Regions from separate parts of the Mus musculus genome. Here region 2 is linked to region 1. Evidence: chromatin loops called from intact Hi-C (ENCODE). Cell type or tissue: left cerebral cortex. All regions are shown on one strand. Links, peaks and the distances in the headings refer to the core of each region. The heading gives the core; the rest is flanking DNA. Region 1 holds the start of Chrna7 (cholinergic receptor, nicotinic, alpha polypeptide 7). Region 2 has its middle 100 kb from the start of A26c2.

What was found. Hi-C counts contacts between places; a loop is a spot of excess contacts. Peaks named below come from ENCODE experiments on the same cell type or tissue, not always from the same donor. Only the 100,000 strongest peaks of a DNase experiment are listed, where the experiment ranks them.
Region 2: it touches region 1 in a loop (12-fold over the local background); 11 of 42 quality-filtered maps call a loop at or near these places.

The regions. Positions count from the first base shown.
Region 1 is chr7:63,208,447-63,219,096 of GRCm38, forward strand. It overlaps Chrna7 (cholinergic receptor, nicotinic, alpha polypeptide 7), which reads right to left and starts at 4,080. Exons shown (of 10, transcript NM_007390.3): 1 at 3,976-4,080; 2 at 3,662-3,801. The coding sequence starts at 4,030. In left cerebral cortex, for the core only: a CTCF peak has its summit at 4,206; DNase peaks (open chromatin) are centred at 3,485, 3,638, 4,148 and 6,408; H3K4me3 peaks cover 1,427 bases; H3K27ac peaks cover 463 bases.
Region 2 is chr7:62,920,445-62,931,244 of GRCm38, forward strand. No RefSeq gene overlaps it. Among named protein-coding and RNA genes, the nearest start is that of A26c2, 100 kb to the left of the region's middle. In left cerebral cortex, for the core only: CTCF peaks have their summits at 1,999 (motif pointing right) and 4,407; DNase peaks (open chromatin) are centred at 1,997, 4,452 and 4,653.

The DNA.
Region 1 (10,650 bases), core at 1-8,000:
TCCCGCCCCTGCGGGAAGAAATTTGCCATGCCTTCCCACTCTCTACCAAATGCCTCACCAAGGGGATAGCCAAATAACTAGAACAGACCACAGTGGCTACAGAAAATCCTCTAAAGACCCATGTTTTATCTTTAAAACATATGCACATTTTCTCATTCTCATCTATAATTCATACTTATTAGATTTAATAAAAAGCTACGGTTAGAATGTTTCCATTTCTAGGAAAATAGGCTCTGGCAAGCTAGTCTTATAGGTTTTCAAAGTCCTGGAATGCTACCTCTTCAAGCACAGAGTCTGTGGCACTCAGGTAGATCACAAGTCAGTCTGTGAATTCTGTAGCATATTCGAGATATTTTACACACTACCCCTTACTACCAGAGAAAAATCACATACTTTTTTAGAAGCATACTAGAAGAAAGGTTGATAAAAGTATTTATGAATTGATCAATATTTTTGAACTTCTAAGAAAGCATAAATTTCCTAAGAAGTCTTTCGGTTAAACCTGAAGCAAACATCAACTGAGAGCAGTCCATGGAAACACCTAGTTGAAGGCAGGGAGCTAGGACCTTATGGAAACACCTTGCTAAAGGTAGGAGCCAGGATTTCATGAACACACCCTGTTGAAGGAGTGTCTCCTCCCTTACATTTACAATCTCCCTTCCCTCTGTTTCCATTACTTAGGGAAGTCTTTCTACTTTCTCTATCTGGGAAACTCCTATTGAAAATCCAACCTCTTGTTCTTTGAAACCACCCCAGCCTCTGTCATTGGAAATAAATGTCCCCTAGTGTGCAATCTTCAGCACTTTGAAAACTATGTCAAATTCCATCACATGTGAAAATCTTAGATTTTCTTCTTAGTCTTAGAGCCAATCAGATCATGTTGCCTCTAGAGGTGAAAGTCCTCTCTTGTTCATCTGTAAACTTTCAGAGCCTAACAAGGCTTACACTGGGAGCCCTATAAACAGAGGTGGAACATGCTGATGGTGCAAACCATCTTGTATGAATAAAATGTATATGTGGCATCATATGCCATCTATGCATCCCTGAAGGCAGGACATTTTGCTGAAAAGGGGGGGAAGCAATAATAAGTTGTAAGAAATAAATTCTAGACTATGGAACAATAGGTTGAAATGAGCAAAATGACCCCCTAGAGATGAATTTGTAAAGAGATTCCACCACAGGAGAAGACTCATAGCCCTCCTGAGAGCTGGTGCCTCTGTCCAGAGTGCTGAGATTTCAGCAAGAAAGACCTGGCTCTGCTTCAAAAAAAAAAAAAAAAAAAAAACGGGGCAGAGCCAAACGGGATTAGAATACAAATGCTTGCATATTTCCTTGTGCCTGATGTAGAAACCTCCTTCTCACCCAGGAGCTTAGGACACACATATTCAATCAGCTACCGCGTATCCAGTTTAAGTAGATTAAGCTAGCTCTGTTCTACAAAAGTAAGTTACCAAGTCTAAAAAGCTTATGATAGGCAAAGGGCATGCAAAGAAACTCCATTTGAGTTTTCCTTAGCAGACTGCCTGCAGTCTTTGGGCATCCTTGGGTAAGTGACCACACCTCTCTAGGAATAGACTTCGTGACCTCTGAATGAAGTCACTACATAATTAAGATGGAGTAAGCTTTCAGCAAATTATCAGCGTGTGGCAAGAACTTCTCTTTTTTAATCCTCTCAAAACCCGTGAAGTGGATATGATTGTTCTCATTTTACACATGAGAGAGCATGGCTGAGAAAAGTTAAGTAGCTTTCTCAAGGCCACTCCACAAACATGCAGCATTGCCTAGTGGGAAGCTCAGTATGTCCGCAGCTAGATCTGAGGCCAAGGGGAGAGGGAGATTTTCTCAAACCTCACTCTCCCCTTGACCTCTGTTCATGACCCTCTTCATATGGTTTTTTTTTTCCTAACTGATATGGCAATAACTTAAAGTTTTATAGTTTGTTGTCTTTAATTTTTTTAAATAGTTGTATAACATAACTAAGTTTTTCCACATCATTAATCCTAGCTTACAACTTAACTTCTACAGGTCAGCAAGCCTTATTGACATATTAACCTGAATTCTAAAGAGGCTTTTCCTTTTCAATAAGCTTGCCAGGCCTGCTCTATTTCTTTGCACAAGCTCTACAGCTGACTAGCCCCTATACCATAAAGCTTACTACCCAGCCAGAGGCTGCTATGAAGCATACAATAAGGCCAGCTTGCCAAAGTAGACCCTGGGCAAGTAGGGACAGAGAAGTCATCTTACTTTGTGGTTTTTATGGAACATGTTAGCTTAGCTACTTTACCCTTCCTTGTATACTTTTTGCAGGAAAATAACTATAATGATGTAGTTGACTTTGAGGAATCTTGACATTATCTCTTTTTTTTCCTTGCTCCTCATGGATCATGGTGCCCAGTGAAGTATGTAGGTGTCCACCATTCTGTTAGCAGGGAAGCCAAACCTCAAGATGTTTATGATACTTCCCAAAGTCAACCAGAAGCAATAAGGACAATGTCTCCACCACTTAACTGAACTGTCCTGTAGGTCTACCCTACCCAAATGCCCAGGAGCCTTTGCACCTCCTCCCCCTCACTGCCTCCCTCCTCCACTTCTCTCTGAACTATGTTCTGCTCCATGGCAGAATCTCCTCCTCACTGTCTGTCACTCAGACTCCAAACCAACAAGATTTCTTCTTCTTCTTCCTTCCCTGTAGTCTGTGCTCTGTAAACTTAGAAAACAATCGTCCACGAGGCAGCAGCTGTCTTCTACATCTCTCATGATAAATCACACACACACACACACACACACACACACACACACACACACACACACTGTGCAGTGCACACTTAATAAAGTAGGATTCTGTCATGGGAAGAGATGCAGATTTAACGGGTATAGTATGAAGTGAGAAGCCATTCATCATGAGAACTAACTAGATTAAAAGGAACAGCCTAGGAGTGAGGGCAGGAGTGGGAAGTACCACCTGCCATGCCACTTTACCAAAGTTCTTTTGGTACCTCTTTGCTCACAGTAGTTTCTCCTGATGAACACAAAAATCCCTTTGCTCCAGCCTTACCCACCTAGAGAACAGACACTGGAACACTTTCTAAGTATTGGCATCATTTGGAAGACTCCACCTATAAAAAATCGTAAAAAGTAGCCCAGCTGGCAGAAGAAAAAAACCAAGCTGTCACAGATACTGCAGGGGTGTGGCTTGCTGCAAGGGGTCCAGAGGACTGCTACTAGCTGCCTGGAATTCTCCAAAAAGGATCGCCCACAACTGTCGTCTCCACAAAATAAAACCAATGACCATCCCCCTAATGGGAACGCTTCTAGACACCTACAGTTGGCCTTCTCCCCAAACAGATTGGCAGCCGAAAAGCCAGGCCCCCACCAAGGCACTACGCAGTCACTAAAGAGGAAGAAAAGCTTGTAAGTATCTAAACTATTCCGGGCTCCGGGCGCAGAGCTGCACTAGTTTTCTTTCTAAGGGAGTCTGAAAGTGACCAAGGAAGCCTGTTCCTGCTACTGACTCCCAGCTTAGGACACTTTGGCCGGGAGTTTCTAGCTAAAAGAAAGATGCGACCCAAGTACCCATGCACAGGTGGCTGGGGGTCCTGCCCGAAGCGCAACCTGGTCCGGGACAGGAGGGTGTGTGGCCCGAGCGCCCCGCCAGACTCACCACATCCATGATCTGCAGGAGGCTCAGGGAGAAGTACACGGTGAGCGGCTGCGAGTCGTTGGCCACCGGCCTCTCCAGCGGGTTGTAGTTCTTGACCAGCTCCTTGTACAGCCTCCTCTGGAACTCGCCTTGCAGGGACACTTAGGAAGCAGAGCGCCCAGCGGGCCTCAGCACGGGGCCGCCACCCCGCCCCAGAGCATCTCAGCCCCGCCGCCCAGCCGCAACCCGGGACCACCCGCCCGCCCGCCTGCCCGCCGGAGTCTGCTCCCCGGAGCCCGCCGCGGGGAGTAGGGCCGAAGCCGCGCTGAGGTTACCGTGCAGCAGCGCCGCGGCCAGAGCCAGCCAGATGCCTCCCCGCCGGCCGCACATGTCGCCGGAGCAGCCGCCGTGTCCCGCCGTCCGCCGGGGCCGAGCTGCCGCTCCAGCCGCCTCCGCGCCTTTAAAGCGCTGCGCGCGCCCGCCGCCGCCGCGCACCCCCACACGTGACAGCGCGCCCCCGCCTCGCGAGCGCTCTCTGAGCCGCGCAGCTCCGTGGCCGCCCCGGGAACTGCATCCCTGCTCAGCTAGTTGATGGCCTCTGACCCCGAGCTACTTGCTCCTGCTACCAACTGTGCTCTGTACTCACACCAGTAACAGTTTTCAGACCCAGTCCTCCAGGACTCTCTCTGGTACCAGAATCTGCATCGCAAACTCAGAAGTTTCTCCAGCCAGACAAGGTAGACCACGCAGGAGTAAGCCTATGTTTTCCCTGCAAGACCTGGTGTTTCCAGCGATTAGCTCCTTCCTGAGGCATAACATACTTTATCAGCAGAAAGCCTGACCTAGTCTCACTTTCTTTTAAAACAGATTCAGAAAATTGGAACATTAACTCCAATCCCTTTCTGAAAAGACAAGCCAAAACTTGATTCTGTCGGCCTCTTTGATTCAAAGAACAGTAAATGAACAAGTAAGGACTGAGGGAGATCAGCCACAGAGACCCTGGTCTAGAGGTATCTTCCTTGCTGCCATATTGGGAGGATGGTACTAATGAGAGCAGTCAGAAGTGAGTTAGGCTACCCCATTTGTCCCCGGAAGTACAGAAAGCACACCTTGATGACTACTCTGGTTTCCGTTAGCGGAATCCATCCTCTCTTCCCACAGACTCCATAACACCTGTGTCATCAGACTGTTGCTCCAATGGGTTAGAAAGTACAACACTAAAAAAGAGGGACAGGCTTATCAAAAAAAAAAAAAAGTGACTAAACTGGAAGTGGTGGGAAGGGGATAGTGACTCCAGCTGCTTGGTTTGCAGGAGCAGTGGCATGCAATACCCTGGAAATGAGTATCTTGAAGGATTCCCATGTTGATTACTAATAGAAGTATAAAGAGTTGGTATAAGGTTTCACAGCTTCAGGTTAAGAGCAAAGGGGGGAAAACTGTTTTGGGAGAAAGTTCATTTAAAAAAAAAAGCAAAAACAAAAAAACAAAAGACAGACAACTGACCAGGGCTCCCGTCAAAGGAGACCCAGTATTCCACATGGGAAGGGGACAGCAGGCAGAGGCATGTGGCAAACAGTTGGGTGTATATCTGGCACCTGGGTACTCCTCATCCTATGTCCAACAGCAGGAACATCACAAAGCAGGCACTTGGTGAAGGAATGAGCTGTAAAGCATTCACTGCCAGGAAGATAGGAGAGAAGGAAAAAAAAAAAAAACATCAGAGAAGGGGAAGCACACAGCATCGGCTAGAAGCAGAAAACCATCTGCACTGGTGGTGGGATGGAAGGGCTCTCTCTTCTATTCTCAGTCTGAAAGTGCCTAAGAGCCCTCGCTAGCACTACAGAGGGATAAGCCAGGAAAACCAACTTCTCCTGAGTGTGGCCAACTGGGATCACATTACAGAAACCATGATTACATCCTTACTGAGTTGGGGAGTCACATTTAGGGGCCCCCAAACATACCACTAAAGCTATGCCCTGTAAGATCAGCAACCAAGGAAATAATCGTCTTTGGGTGGGACAATTGGTCAATACCTGTTTATGACCTATGCTTGGGCAGACACCTGGAGGCTCTGCAAACAACCCATTAACTCAGTTCCTCAGTTCTGAGAAGACTGAAAGCACCTAGTGCTCTCAATGAGACCCAGTTACTTTCATCTGTGCAGTGTAAAATAATCTGAGAGTATAGAGTTTACTCATATGTGTAGGCTCACTGCTTAATCCCATCCTCAGCATAAAGAAAAGGTAAAAGGAAACACAATGTATCCAAGTTTATAAAGGCAACTGGAAACAAACCCTACACACTCCACAAACTGATGGTGCTGCCTTAGCCTAAGGAGAGGCAGAGCAAGGGCAGACTCAAGGATGGAAGTCTAGACTTTTAATGCAGTCCAAGGAAACTGGACATTGTGCCTAGGAGAGATAGGAAGCAGGGATGAAGAAATCTTCATAAATCCACAGACTAAAACAAAATCCCCTTTCATGTAATAGACTAGAAAACCTCTATTGTGTCCCAGGAAAGAGAACCATGTTTTCTGCTTGAGCTATGGAAAGGGAGAAGATAATCCTGTAACCACCGACAGTGCATTAGCAGGCTTAGAGCAGATCCAGCTATCAAATGCCTGTGCTGTTTATATTCAAGGATTCCTCCTCTAGTGGGGGGGGGGGAGCAAAGGGGGGGATAGGGGTGAAGCTTTACAGCTTCCCACACAGGACTCCAAAAGAAAATCACAGTAAGTTCAAATTGCAAAGTGAAAAGCAAGGCTGGAGGCGTGGCTCAGCAGTTAAGAGCTGTTGTTGCAGAGGACCCACGGTCAATTTTCAGGAGTCACATGGTACTTCAAAACAGTCAGTAACTCAAGCTCCAGGGAATCTGATGCCCTGGTCTGGCTCTTCAGGATCACATGCAGTGCAGACAGACATACAGACACAACACGTATATATGTTAAATAGCAAGATAATTTTTAAAAGAAAAAATAAAAAACATGCAAGTGAATAGACAACACATAAGAGGAGTCACAGTCAACCTTAAAGCTGACTTTACAACAAACTAATCAGGAAAGATGCTTAGGGTGGTTTGAATGAAAATAGCCCCCATAGGCTCATAGGGAGTGGCATTATTAGGAGGTGTGGCCTTGTTGGAGTAGGTGTGGCCTCATTGGAAGAAGTGTGCCACTGGAGATGGGTTGAGGTTTCAGAACGTCAAGCCAGGTCCAGGGTCTTTCTCTTCCTGCTCCCTGCCAATCCAGATGTAGAACTCTCAGCTACCTCTCTAGCCCCATGTCTGCCTACATGCTACCATGCTTCCTGCCTTGATGACAGTGGACTAAACCTCTGAATGGAAAGCCAGCTTCAATTAAATGGCTCTCTTTATTAGAGCTGCTGTAGTCATGTGTCTCTTCACAGCAACAGAAAATCTAAGACAAAAGACCAACAATTTGAGATAGTAGGATGATTGTTTTAAGCCTGTAAAATTAAAATGTGTAAAACGTATAAAATGACCAAATATGTCGACCACAATGGACAACGTTAATGTCCCCTTTGCCCTACACTGCCAAGATGTATTTCTCACCTACCTTGGGGAGGGGGGAATTGGATGGCTTTCCTGGATGAACACCATCTTTTCTGGGTCTTTTAGGGATGCAGGGTCCCTTCATTAAGCAGAGAGGCAATATTGGACTACAGAAACATCCAAAAACAAATTCTGGAAACTTCCCAGTGTTAATAAGAAACATCAAACCACAGGAGACCTTGACCATAAATTTGACTACTGCTACATTTCCACTAAATTTTAAAGATTTTTCATCTATTTCTATCTGTAAGAAAGAATGCTGTATAATTTTTACCTCTTAAAATTTCACTAATTCTGTGAAGAATGATATTAGCATCATGGAGTAAATTGGGAAACAATCCCAACTCCACAATATTCTCAAATTGATTGTAGAAGATATTATTTCTAATTTGAACTTTGAAAAGATTGGCAAATGGAGTTATAAACCTTAAGGTTTCTTTATAAAACTTAGAAAATTATTTTTATTGGCATATGATATATTTGTATGACACATTCCACTCTGCATGTAGATTTGGTCTGAGGACAACTTAGTGAAAATGAAGTCAGTTCTCTCCTTCCACCTTTATCAGGCCCACAGGCTTGTGTATCGTTATGGTCTCTCACTGAGCCTACATTTATGGGTTGTTTTGATGTTGTTACTGTTGTTTTCTAAGTTAAGAACAAAGTTTAACAGCTATAGGACAGTTCAGAGTTTCTATTTCATCCTGAAAAGGTTTTTACAACTTGTAGCATTTTGAGAATTGCACCTGTTTCTTTAAGCAATAATAGATTTGCGGCATGGCATTACAGTACCCCTTTGATGCCACCATTCTGTCTGCAAAACATGTAGTGATAACTCCTTTTCATTCCTGCATCTAGTAATTAGTTTCCTAATTTTTGATCTTAATTACATTCAGTAGGGTTCATCAGACTTATTGATCTTCCCAGATAACATTTTCTTTGTTAATTTTCTCACCTTGTCCTTTTATGGGTTTTCATCTCATTGTTTATACATAGTATAGATTTAATTTGCTTTTCTTACACAGTTCTTAATGAATACACTGGGATCATTGAGCTTAGATTTCCTTTAAAATGTAATGAAAGATACAAATTTCCATCCGAGAGCTGCCTCCACGCCTCTAACTAATTTTGATGTTTCATATTCATTTCCCTGCCAATCAAAACATTTTCTAATTTCCTTGTGCTACTTTGTTTTCAAATAAGTGATTATTTTTCATATGTATGACTCTTGTATATAATTCTAACTTAAATCTTTGAGGCCATCACACATTCTTTTTATTTCGACCCTTTTAACTATATTGACTTGATTTTGGATCTGACATATAGTAAATGTTCTGTCTTGGAAAACATCCCATATGTACTTGAAAAAGAAAAGAATATGTATTCTGGCATTGTTGGACTCAAGTGCCCTATAAATGTCAGTTACACAGGCCCACAGGGTTCACTACATATTTGGTTCTTTGCTAGACTTTAAAATTCAAGGAACTATCTTTAATGTTGGTTCTTAGTTCTGCCAGTTTTGCTTCAAAGGCTTTTAATTTAGTGTGTGTGTGTGTGTTTGTGTGATTGTTGCACTAGTGAACTAGCCTATTTTATTTTGTAACATATTCCTCTTTAATTCTGTTATTACTCCCAGGCTTGTATTCTCTTTAATATTGGTAAAGTAACATCATCAGTCTCAGGCCTTCTGATTGCACAGCACATCTTATTTAAATTTACTTCTATCTGAAACTCATGACTTCCTATTTGAAGTATGCCTGGGAGATCATACACAGCTGGTTTCTTCTGCTCTGAATATTTCAATATTATTTACTGCTCAGCCCACTTACATTCAGTGTATCATTGGTCTCCCTAAGTTGATCATTCTGACATCTATTCTCCACTTGTCCAATATGTTTTTATTCATCTATTCCTACTGTGTTGTCTTCTGTCATTGTCACTGGAAATCAAAATTTCATATACTTGGGTCAGTGAGATGGCTCAGTTTGCAAGAACATCTGTGATCATGTTTGAAGATCCAAGGATTCACCCACATATGGAAGGAGAGAATGTATCCCCACAACTTTTGCTTTGACCTCATGCAGGTGCTATGAGATACACACACACACACACACACACACACACACACACACACAAAGTACAAATTAATAAGACACACATTCACACACTAAGTACAAATTAATGTAAAAATTTTTAATTATATGTTTTCCTTAAGTTGTCAATGTTTCATTTTTACAGCATTTGCTAGGTGGTTGCTCCATGGATTGCGTCACACATCCTGTCTTTGGTCATCTAGAGTGGTCACTACTGAGCTACTTCCTGGACACGTAACAATGTCCAGTTAGCATCATGTGTCTTATAACTACATTGTGGTAAAAGGTACAGTAGAATGTTGCTATTTTTAATTTAAGCAGTAAGTGTGAATGTTAAAAAAAAATAAAACTAATAAAAAGGGATAAAGATATATGCTTATTCATACTAAGTGAATGTGGGGTTCTTCATGTTTTCTGAGAGGCATATTTCCATCTTATGCCCCTGACCTTACAGACTTGTCTTTGGAATTTGACATTAGTGGAATCTTCTAATAAATGGATACTCTTATTGTAGAGCAATTTCTCAGCACTTCCTAATACATCTGCACTTTTCTCTCTCGTTTCAAACCTCTCTGCCTTCCCCAGGGTCGTGGAGAGATCACTCTGTGTCTTCTTCTGGAAGCTTCACGGTTTTACTTTTCACACTGAGATTTCTCACTCATCTATAATTAATCTTATGTATTTTATAAACTATTATTAAGAACAGATATTCATTGTTCTGTTGGCATTCAATCCACCCAGTTCTTTTAAGGAGAGAGAATATTTTCTCCTCATTGCCCTGTCACCTCTGTGGATCAGACGACAGTCTGGGTTCTGTCTATGTACTCATTATAATAGAATTTCACATCTGGTTGTGTGAGTTTTTCATCTTTTTTTACTTCCTCAGTGTTTCTGTAGACGTTCTTTTAGATTAATGCTAGTATCATATGACTCATTTCACAATACTTTTCCTGGAATTCTATTGAATTTTTGGACTAACTGATGTATGATTGATGTCCTTGAAACAGTGAGCCCTCTAATCCATAAACATGATGCTTCCTTCCATTTAAATAGCTCTTCGCTATTTCTCTCAAGAAGTTGCTATAGTTTTCAGTGTAAGTATTTTAGAAAGCTTTCATAAGAATTATTCATCAAGAGTTACTGTCTTTCAATGTCATTGTAGTAACATATTTAATTTTCATTTACAGACGCTGCATTTCAGAACTGTATTTGCTTTTGCATGTTTGTTATATATCTTCTGAAGCTCTACATCCCCCAGTTAGTTTCAATAGGTTCTTTCAGTACATTGAGCTTGTGCTCTCAGTACACGATTCTTGTCTTTCACTCTATTTCTTGGCCTCCTTTGAA
Region 2 (10,800 bases), core at 1,200-9,199, 290 kb before region 1:
AATATGTCTAGTATGTATGTATATATGTATGTATGTGTGTATGTATGTATGTATCTATCTGTCTGTTTACTTATCCATCTTTTTTTCTACAGTGAGATGAGAAAAACACATTTCCAATACATAGCATAGCATGCACTGAGTATCTACCCAGAGAAGAGCTTTGAATATAACTTCATGCTATAAACAGAAATCACCTCTAAGTAGACTCTCACGCTTATATGAAAGATAATAAACTCCCTACAAACTAACAGAGGAGTATCTTCAGATGTTAGAAACAGCACACAAAAGCCATTAAATCAAGATAAATGTGGCAGTAATTTTGCACTCATGAAGATTAACATATTCGGATACTTACCAAGACTAACCTAAAACTCAACAGACCAAGAATAAATAGCTGTTTTAAATATGAGCAAAGATATAAACAGATATTTCTCAATTTCTTATCTGACCTACAGATAAGGCTGATGATACTGTCTGAGTTTAACGATACTAAAAGTACCCTGACAAAACAACTGTTTAGAGAAAGGAATTTATTCAGTTTACAGAATTGCACTTCCGGGGTCCCATCATTATGAGGAAGTCAAGGCAGGAGTTGGTCATATTTATCAGAAGCAAATAGAAAAATGGATGCACGCATGCCTGTCTGTGTTCAGGTGACCTTCTCTCCTTTATCTAGTAGAGAGTCCAACCCTTGAAATGATGAAACCCACCTTCATGGGGAGTCTTTCTATTTCAGTTACCCCAATTAAAAACCCTCATAGGAATGCCCACAGGCAACCCAATACAGATAACCTTTCATTGAAGATGTCTTTTAAAGTGATTCTGGGTTTTGTCAAGTTGACAATGAAGACTAACCATCATGGATGTATAAAAATGTGCAGTGTTGGTCATCAGGATACTATAAATCAAAGCCACAATGAGTTATCAGTCCACTCACTAGAGTGTCTACTGTCAGACAGACTAAAGATAGTAAGTGCTGGAGAGATGCACACTGTTGGCTGGAATATAAATTTTTATGGTCTTTATGGGTAACCGTATGATGGTTCTTTGAAGAGTTAAGCAAATGTATCTACCTTGTGATGCAGCAGTTTCACAATAATGAGCACACATTCAGGAGGAGATGAAACCAGTGTCTTAGGAAGACTTCTATGTCTGTGTTCATCACAAACTCATTCACGGTAGCACGAAAAGCACATGGAAACAGTGAAGAGGAACACGGAAGTAAAAGTAACATTTAAATATAATACAGATATACAGGGGAGCACGAGACAGCCGTAAAAAGAATAGCATCCTGACACTGAGACAAGTTATGAAACATCAGATCCTGCTGAGAAGTGAATGCAGAGAGCTGGTACAGAAAGGTGAGCATATACTCTCTCTTCTCTGTGGAATGTTAAAAGGTGCTTACATAGAAACCAAGAGACCTGTGGTTAGTGTAGCCTCAGAGTAGAGGAAGGGGGGGGGGGGGAAGGCTGATACTGTGCTGCATTCTGAAGTCAGCCAGAGACATCAGCCTGCTCTCACACAGAGCTCTTGCCCTGCAGCTATGCATAGTACAGCTGGTGCCCCACAACTCAATAAAAAGAAATAAAATAGGAAAGGTCATGATTGCACCTAGATATGTTGTAGGAGAAAGTTTATTGTGAATAAAAGAGAAAGTGTATTTAGAGGCAGTGATATTTAGGAGGTATATATATATACATATACCATGTGCACACACACACACAACATAAGAGGTCCTCAGTGCAGATCTATCCTAGAAAAATATATAGTTATCCTGGGCATACCTCACCTTACACTATTTTACACATACAACACACACACACACACACACACACACACACACACACACCTGATTCCTCTATATAATGTCATTAGTATATTAGTATGTGTGGTCTCTAGGGTTGTAACAATTTTGCACAGCTCTAAAGGCAACCTGAGAAGTCAGCCCTAATGAACTCTGTAAACTAACAGCTGCTACCTCTACCACAGGAGGGCGCCAATACACCACCCACCTGTGGTTGTTTAAAGAAGCAAGTTATTAGCAATTGATACCAGCTGTCAAAGGAAAAATTAGTTTTCTGCAATGTAGTGTCACTGGGTATATCAACCACACTCCAGGCAGGCAGGCCCCATGACCAGGAGTAGTTGTCTTATTGGGTTTTGTGGGGGTGTTGTTGTTGTTGTTGATGTTGTTGTTGTTGTTGAGAAGAACATAAAGTTGGATGATAGAGTGGTTGGGAGGATCTTGGATTTGAGGGAGGAGAAAACAAGATCAAAATAGAATATATGAAGCCAGGAAGTGGTGGAGCACTCTTATAATCCCATCACTAGAGAGGCAGAAGCAGGCATTTTCTGTGAGTTGAAGGCCAATCTGATCTACAAAGTTCAGGACAGCCAGGGCTCTTAAACAGAAAAACCCTGACGTGTGTGTGTGTGTGTGTGTGTGTGTGTGTGTGTGTGTACATATATACATATATATTAATACAGAGATTTTAATAAAATATTAAATTATTGGTCAAATCATAACTCATTTGTTGAAAACAACACACAGCACTCAAAACATTGATTAAAACAACAATTGTAGGAGATTGGGGGTAGTCAAATCATGCAAATTAAGTAGGACTGAAAATGATATTTATATTGATTTTTTTCAAGGACTCTGGCTTTTTAAATCAATACACATTGATTAGCTTCTACATAATCTAAATTAACAGTAAGGTCTACTGCAGTTACCTTTGAACTTTCAGAGTCAGCAAACAGCTTGCAACATTTTCAGTAGGTAGAACGCCACTGGTGTTGGTTCACTGGATAAAACAACAAAAACTGCCCCTCTTCCCCAGTAAAACCACAATTAAATATTCTTAAATAAAGTTCCTTACCTTAAAATGATAAATTATACACAAAAAAATGACTGCTTTCAGAGGCACAACCATAGACATGATGGTTTCAGACAGATGAACAGAAGCGTGTGTGTGTGTGTGTGTGTGTGTGTGTGTGTGTGTGGTGTGGTGTGATCTTGCATTTAGGGTTGAGGGCCCAGCCCCTGGCAATCCTCAGTGCAGGACTATCCTACCAAAATTGTATAGTTATCCTAATTATACCTCGACTTACACTATCTGCACCACCCCAGTGGTAATCTGCAACAAACTTGAGTTCTGTCCCAGAGAAACCAGCAGATGCAATATCTACCTAGGCAGGCACAGTGTTTCAGGCCTCTCTAAGCACTTTCTAGAATGTCTGGTCCTGTAAGTTTTGCTAACCAAATTTACCTTCTTCAGATCGAGTGATGACACTGGGTCAGGGATATTTAACAGAACATTACCCTGATTGGGGGGGGGGGGGGAGGAACCATTAGAATTCACCTTCCAGAGTTGCCAAAAGAATCACACAGGCCCCAAACCCCTCAGCATGAGAACACGTTGCAGGTGTGTAACTGTAGGTTTCTTGGTGTTTGTTCATCTTCCCCAGTCAACAGTTTACACATCCACATTAATAAATCAATTTGCTTGAATATCTATTTAAGTGCAAACTTCATATTGCATATCAAAGCTGTACTTGCCACCTAAGGCAAAGGTTTTTCTACTGCAGTAAATGTTCACTTACACGAAATCCCTTGCAGTATTCTGAAAGGCCTCAAGTCTTCCATCATATCGACATTTATATACAGATCCATTTTTATGTGAGAAAAGGATGGGCATGATTGAATACAGATGGATATTCAACTTGCTAAGTGAATATAAAAACATCTGGATGCACATATGCAGGACTCCCTTGTGTCTGCCCATGCTGAGGTGGCCACGAGGACGATGGCCTGGCAGTTTTCACTTTAGATCTCAAGCAGCCTGACGCCCAGATGGTGACATAGCAGGCATTCTAGGCAAAGGTCAGCCAGACTTCTGTCTACTTCCCATGCAGGGTCACAGGTTTGTCTACAGACATTTCACATCTACATGGGTGTCTAAGTCCAGAGCTTTAGAATCGAACCTCTATACCTGCACTGCTAGGAGTTCATTGCACAGAAAATAATGTAGAATGAAGCCTTTGTCTGGAAAGATGCTCAACAAGTGGAAGTGTTCTAAACGCAGGTCTTTGCAGAAGCTTCTTTTCAGTGAACAGGTCAGGACTTTTTACTACGGCTCCCTAGGGCCAGTTCCATATGGGCAGAACTACATGAGTATAGAAGACCAAAACTTGATTGCTTCGGTCCTGATGCCAAACCCACACATGTGTTCTTACAGAGGTCCAACTGCAGTACTCTGTACAGAAGCCCGCAATACCAAACCTCAGACAGTTTTTTGTTTTGTTTTGTTTTTGTTTGTTTGTTTGTTTGTTTTTAGTTCACAAAGGACAACAGAGCAATCAACCACTGGGGAATGGTCCTTCTGAGAGAAGGGTGCAATTGCTATATTTACCACAAGTGGGTGCTATTGTACAGCCTATCCTGAGACACAGTTTTAAAAACTGAGCCCAGAGAATAAGCATCTACTTGAGATGTGTATTTACATATTTATACATTTATGAACACTGTAAATTCATTTAAAAATATAAATATATGCCTATGAGTGTAGACAGAAATACTTCCTTCCCAAGTCTGTGTACGCTGTGGATTCCATCTAAGTCAAATTCCGGCACATTTTACCCCAATGATATCTCCAAATCCCTGTGACATCACAGACTTGGAAGCAAGGCAAAGCTCATCAACTCACCCTTATATATAGGTTCAGGGAACTGAACTTGGTCCTGGGCAAAAGCAGCAATGTGTTCTTGATCTCTGAGCCACCTCTCCAGCTCCATGAAAACACGTTTTTGGTTTTTTTTTCAACTTTCTGCCTTGAAACAAAATGTCCACAAGCCATGAATGCTGACACACCCTAAAGTCTCGGCTAAGTGAGGGTCAGGAAGCAGGAGAATCACATGAACATCAAAAGTTGGAGGTCAGACTGGGCAACAGAGACCACTTCTCTAACCAACAGACATTATAAATACATTTAAACAAAACACATGCAAACTTAGAGAAAATATTAGAATCATGCGTAAAAATATAAGAAGTTCAAGATTGTTACATAAAAAGAATATTTTATGGTGAGGAAAATGCCCTCATATTAATTCTGACACTGGTAAATAACCTAAGGAAGCAATTCCAAAACTAGAAGCATGACTCGGCAGCAGACTTGTGAAAATACTTCAAGAGAATTTTTTCTTCTTTCCAAATACATGGGCAGTTGTGTTGTGTATCTACACCTCATTGGAACCAACACAGTAGTACTTAATTTCCTTGATAACTGTGTACTTTATAATTACTCCTTTGGAGGTAACACAATGGTTACATGGTTACACAAACACAAATGGCAACATCTTTTTTTTTTTTTTTTTTTTTTTTTTTGCAGTTGTAGCAGTTGAACCCGTTGACTTAGCATCCAAGGCAAGCACAGAGATACAGCACGTTAAGTCTACTTCTTCTACTATCTCCTGTTGTTAAACATACAGGAAACATGCCCTCAAACACTGCTGAGGAGTAGGTATTGATACAGCCTGTCCAGAGAACAGGCTGCCAATTAAACTCACTGATTTACTATTGGGGATTTATGCTGGAGAAGTAAGCAAGCATGAACCAGTCCAAAGATTAACTGTGACCCTATTCATAGCACAATTGATTATAACACAAACCCTTTGGAACAAAACCTAATGTCTTTTTTTTCCTCCATTAATTTGTTTATTTATTCACTTTGCAGTCTGATGGCGGGCCCCTTCCTTCCTCTCCTCCAAGTTGCATGCTCATACCTCCCCTCATTCAGAGAAAAGAACCCTCCTGGGTACCCACCTACCCTGTCCTGACAACAGGACTAAGAGCATCCTCTCCCACTGAGGCCAGACAAAGCAGCCTAGCTATAGGAAAGGATTCCAAAAGCTCACAACAGAGATAGAGACAGTTCCTGCTCATATTATTGAGGGACTCACATATTGGATTCTTAGTTTGAAACTGTGTCATGTAAGCTTTCCTTGCTTCATAAGCATTGGTTCTATTTGATTTTTCGGTATTATATCTACTGAGGAGGCAGAACCCAGCACTGACTATGAATGTGATTCTCATGCCTGGCAGACATGGTCTTGGTCAGAAAACAACAGAGCATTGCCCACTAGTTAAATGACAGAGGAAATCCTAAGCTCTGTAGTCGACTATTAAGCTAGATTCAATTTCCCCCTAGCAGGAATCACTAAGGCCAGCTATTATTAGACGGACATATTTTCCTCAGAAGTGCCTTATCTCTTTCATCTGGTGCCATTCCCTGGCCTTTGAATGACCACAATTGAGTTCTGTCAAGCAAACCTAGAAAGGCTATCAATTACCTTCTCTATGTACATATACATGGCAGCCAGCTCTCTCTGATGGTTGGTACACAGCTGATTTTGTGTCTAAGAAGAGTACTAGCTGCACTTTCACACACCTGGACCATACTGTAAATATTGCCTTGTATACTCCCCAAGGACTTCTAGGTGAGAATTCTGCTGAGAGGAGAACATGTCCCTGCTGGAGGACTGTGCCCTTTCATCTGGTAAGTGTGCACAGCCTTGTTTCCAGCAGAGACTTACCTAGAACTGACAACAAAGTGGTCTTTAGAGATGTTAGTTCTCATTGCTTTCAGAGATGATTAAAAGGCCCACTGCCACTGCCCAAGAATCCAAGTTTGCAGGTGGTGTTTGTGAAACTGTAATACTGTGTTTCATTTTTTTATGTTTATTTTATACATACATATTTATTTATTCATATACTTGACTATATATATGTGCATTAGTTACATATTTATAAATGCATTTTATCAGTATTCCTTACAAAATACATAGTTACATTTATTTTGTATTTCTCATCATATTAGGCCACATTTCTATGAGTAAATTGTTAAATTTTACAGATAGATATTAATAACTTTATACAATCATCTACATCTGTAATATTTATTTACACATATTTTGCATGGATATGTAAATATTTATCAGGCTGGCTATTTGGAGTCTACTTGTCCTTGCAAGATGCATCTTAACATTGATGCTCTAAAACATCTTTAAATCTTCCACTGTTCCTGACCCCTCACCTCTTCCTGTCTGGACTATGGCCTAGAGTTATCATATCCATGCACAATTTACCTCTCCTGGATTCTTCTACAAGACCTTGGAGGCTATATGTCAGTCTCTATGCATAATTATACACAGGTCTACCTCATATTTAGTTAGTTAGTTAGTTAGTTAGTTAGTTAGTTAGTTATATGGTTAGATTTACATAGCAAAGATTTGTAGCAACCTTGTATCAGGCAAAACTAACAGCATGTGCTTAATTTGTAACCATGAGTTGTAATTTGGTAAAATTTACAGAATTTCAGTTCTTTAATTAGTGTTTTATCATTTTGGCACTCAAAGAACCAGTGAATACTTTGATGATAACTATTGTGACACTCTGTCTTAGTGTTTCATTGCTGTGAACAGAAACCATGACCACTGCAACTCTTGTAAAGGAAAATATTTAATTGGGGCTGGTTACAATTTCAGAGGATTAGTCCATGATCATCATGGTGAGAGGCATGGCAGCACACAGGAAGACATGGTGTTGGAGGAGCAGAGAGTTCTTCATCTTAATATACAGATGGCAAGTAGGGGACTGTGTACAACATTGGTGTAGCTTGAGCGGATATAATACCTTAAAGTCTGCCTACACAGTGACACACTTCCTTCAACAAGGACACAGCCACTCCAATAAGGCCATTCCTCCTAATAGTACAGTTCCCTATGGGGTAACCATTAAGCACATGAGTCTATGGAGGCCATATCTATTCAAACTACCACACACTCACACTATAAACCAAAACCAAATAAGTAAATATGATCTCTGTCCCTGTCTCTGTCTGTCTCTGTCTGTCTCTGTCTGTCTCTGTCTCTGTCTCTCTCTCTTTCTCTCCTGCCTGTTCCTCAAGATACAAGGACACAAACATATTGATATTAAATCATTTAATAGCCTTTAAATAGCTTCTAGGTCTTCAAGTATTAGAAATAATCACAAGTGTTTCACTTCTAATCAAAAGCAAGAAATGTATAGGTGTAATGTAAAAAGTAGTATGAAAGAAAACAAAATGGAAGCTGTATTTCTTGTAGATCCAGAAGAAACTTTATTAAGGTAGTTTTTAAAAATATGATTGGTGGCCTTCCCAGAGACTGTCCCACCTGGTGATTCATCCCATATACAGTTACCAAACCCGGACACTATTGTGGATGCCAAGAAGTGCATGCTGAAAGGATCCTGATATGGCTGTCTCCTGACAAGCCCTGCCAGAGCCTTACAAATACAGAAGCTGATGTTAGCAGCCAACCATTGGACTGAGCGTGGGGTCCCTAATAGAGAAGTTAGAGAAGGAACTGAAGGAGTTGAAGGGGTTTGCAACCCCATAGGAACAACAACAACATCAACCAACCAGACCCTCCAGAACTCCCAGGGACTTAGCCATCAACAAAGGAGTACACATGACTTCAGCGGCATATATAGCAGAGGATGGCCTTGTCATGCATCAATGGGAGGAGAGGTCCTTGGCCTATGAAGGCTCGATAGATGCCCCAGTGTACAGGAATTGAAGGTGGGGAGGTAGAAGTAGGTGGTTGGGTGGAGGAACACCCTCATAGAAGCAGGGGTAGAGAGGATATGATAGGGTTTTCCCAAGAGAGAGGGGAACTGGGAAAGGGGATAACATTTGAAATGTAAATAAAGAAAATATCCAATAAAAATGTGATTGAAATGGACACTTTGCTCCTTCTTAGAATTGGGAACAAAACACCTATGGAAGGAGTTACAGAGACAAAGATTGGAGCTGAGACAAAAGGATGGAACATCTAGAGACTGCCATACCTGGGGATCCATCCCATAATCAGCTTCCAAACGCTGACACCATTGCATACACTAGCAAGATGTTGCTGAAAGGACCCTGATATAGCTGTCTCTTGCGAGGCTATGCAGGGGCCTAGCAAACACATATGTGGAGGCTCACAGTCAGCTATTGGATCTATCTCAGGGCCCCCAATGGAGGAGCTAGAGAAAGTACCCAAGGAACTAAAGGGGTCTGCAACTCTATAGGTGGAACAACAATATGAACTAACCAATATGAAGCTCCCCCTGGAGCTTGTGTCTCTAGCTGCATATGTATCAGAAGTTGACCTAGCTGGCCATCAGTGGAAAGAGAGGCCCATTGATCTTGCAAACTTTATATGCCTCAGTACAGGGGAACACCAGGGCCAAGAAGTGGGAGGTGGAGGGGGTTGGGGGGAAGGGTTTGGGGGACTTATGGGGTAGCATCGGAAATGTAAATGAAGAAAATAGTGAAAGAAAGAAAGAAAGAAAGAAAGAAAGAAAGGGAAGGGAAGGGAAGGGAAGGGAAGGGAAGGGAAGGGAAGGGAAGGGAAGGGAAGGGAAGGGAAGGGAAGGGAAGGGAAGAAGGGAAGGGAAGGGAAGGGAAGAAGGGAAGGGAAGGGAAGGAAGAAGGGAAGGGAAGGAAAGAAGGAAGGAAGGAAGGAAAGAAAGAAAGAAAGAAAGAAAGAAAGAAAGAAAGAAAGAAAGAAAGAAAGAAAGAAAGAGAAAGAAAGAAAGGGAAGGAAAGAAAGAAAGAAAGAAAGAAAGAAAGAAAGAAAGAAAGAAAGAAAGAAAGAAAGAAAGAAAGAGAAAAGAATAATGATGGAGAAATGGAGAAACAGTGACTTTTGAGCAAAATTAAGATATGATAGACTTGTGTCAATGGTCAATGATATACAGACAGTATTAAAACCAACGTGTTATGTCCTATGGAGCAATTCACCATAAGCTAATTGCTGCCCTGTAAGAGGACATTTGTAAGGCTGAGCTAAAATGTTATGTAAAAACACACACACACACAAAAATGTGATTGATGAGAAATTAAAACAGCCTTATTGCTGTTAGTAGTATGTACAAAGCCAGACATTCAAACTAACCATGGCATCCCTAGACACCAAATTCCAACCCAGAGCAAGCCTATAAGTCCCCATGACTCAATGAAGATAGGGAGAGTCAAAGGAGACAAACTTCTGTGTGCTGTGGGGAAAGAAGCTTCCCTTACTATTAAATGTGAGGCAATGCAGCAGTGCTGATGCAAAAGCTGCCAGTTACCCAGGACTTCCTCAAGTCTGGCATTATCCTCTCCTTTAGTAAATGCCCTGGTGATTTCTTCTTCCTTTACAATGCCATATACTACACAGTGAACACTGACTGTTAATGTAACTCTCTGCAATGTTTAGCTATGATGGGAAAGTAGATGGCTGGCTTCTAAACGTCAGAAGAGAAGCGTCTTGGGTGGGTTGATGTAGTTGGTAACAACACGATGTTCATAAGAAAAATGTGGACACTTTGCCCCTTCTTAGAATTGGGAACAAAACACCCATGGAAGGAGTTACAGAGACAAAGATTGGAGCTGAGAGGAAAGGATGGACCATGTAGAGACTGCCATACCCGGGGATCCATCCCATAATCAGCCTCCAAACGCAGACACTATTGCATACACTAGCAAGATGTTGCTGAAAGGACCCTGATATAGCTGTCTCTTGTGAGACTATGCTGGGGCCTAGCAAACACATAAGTGGATGCTCACAGTCAGCTAATGGATGGATCACAGGGCCCCCAATGGAGGAGCTAGAGAAAGTACCCAAGGAACTAAAGGGGTCTGCAACCCTATAGGTGGAACAACAATATGAACTAACCAGTACCTCCCGGAGCTTGTATCTCTAGCTGCATATGTATCAGAAGATGGCCTG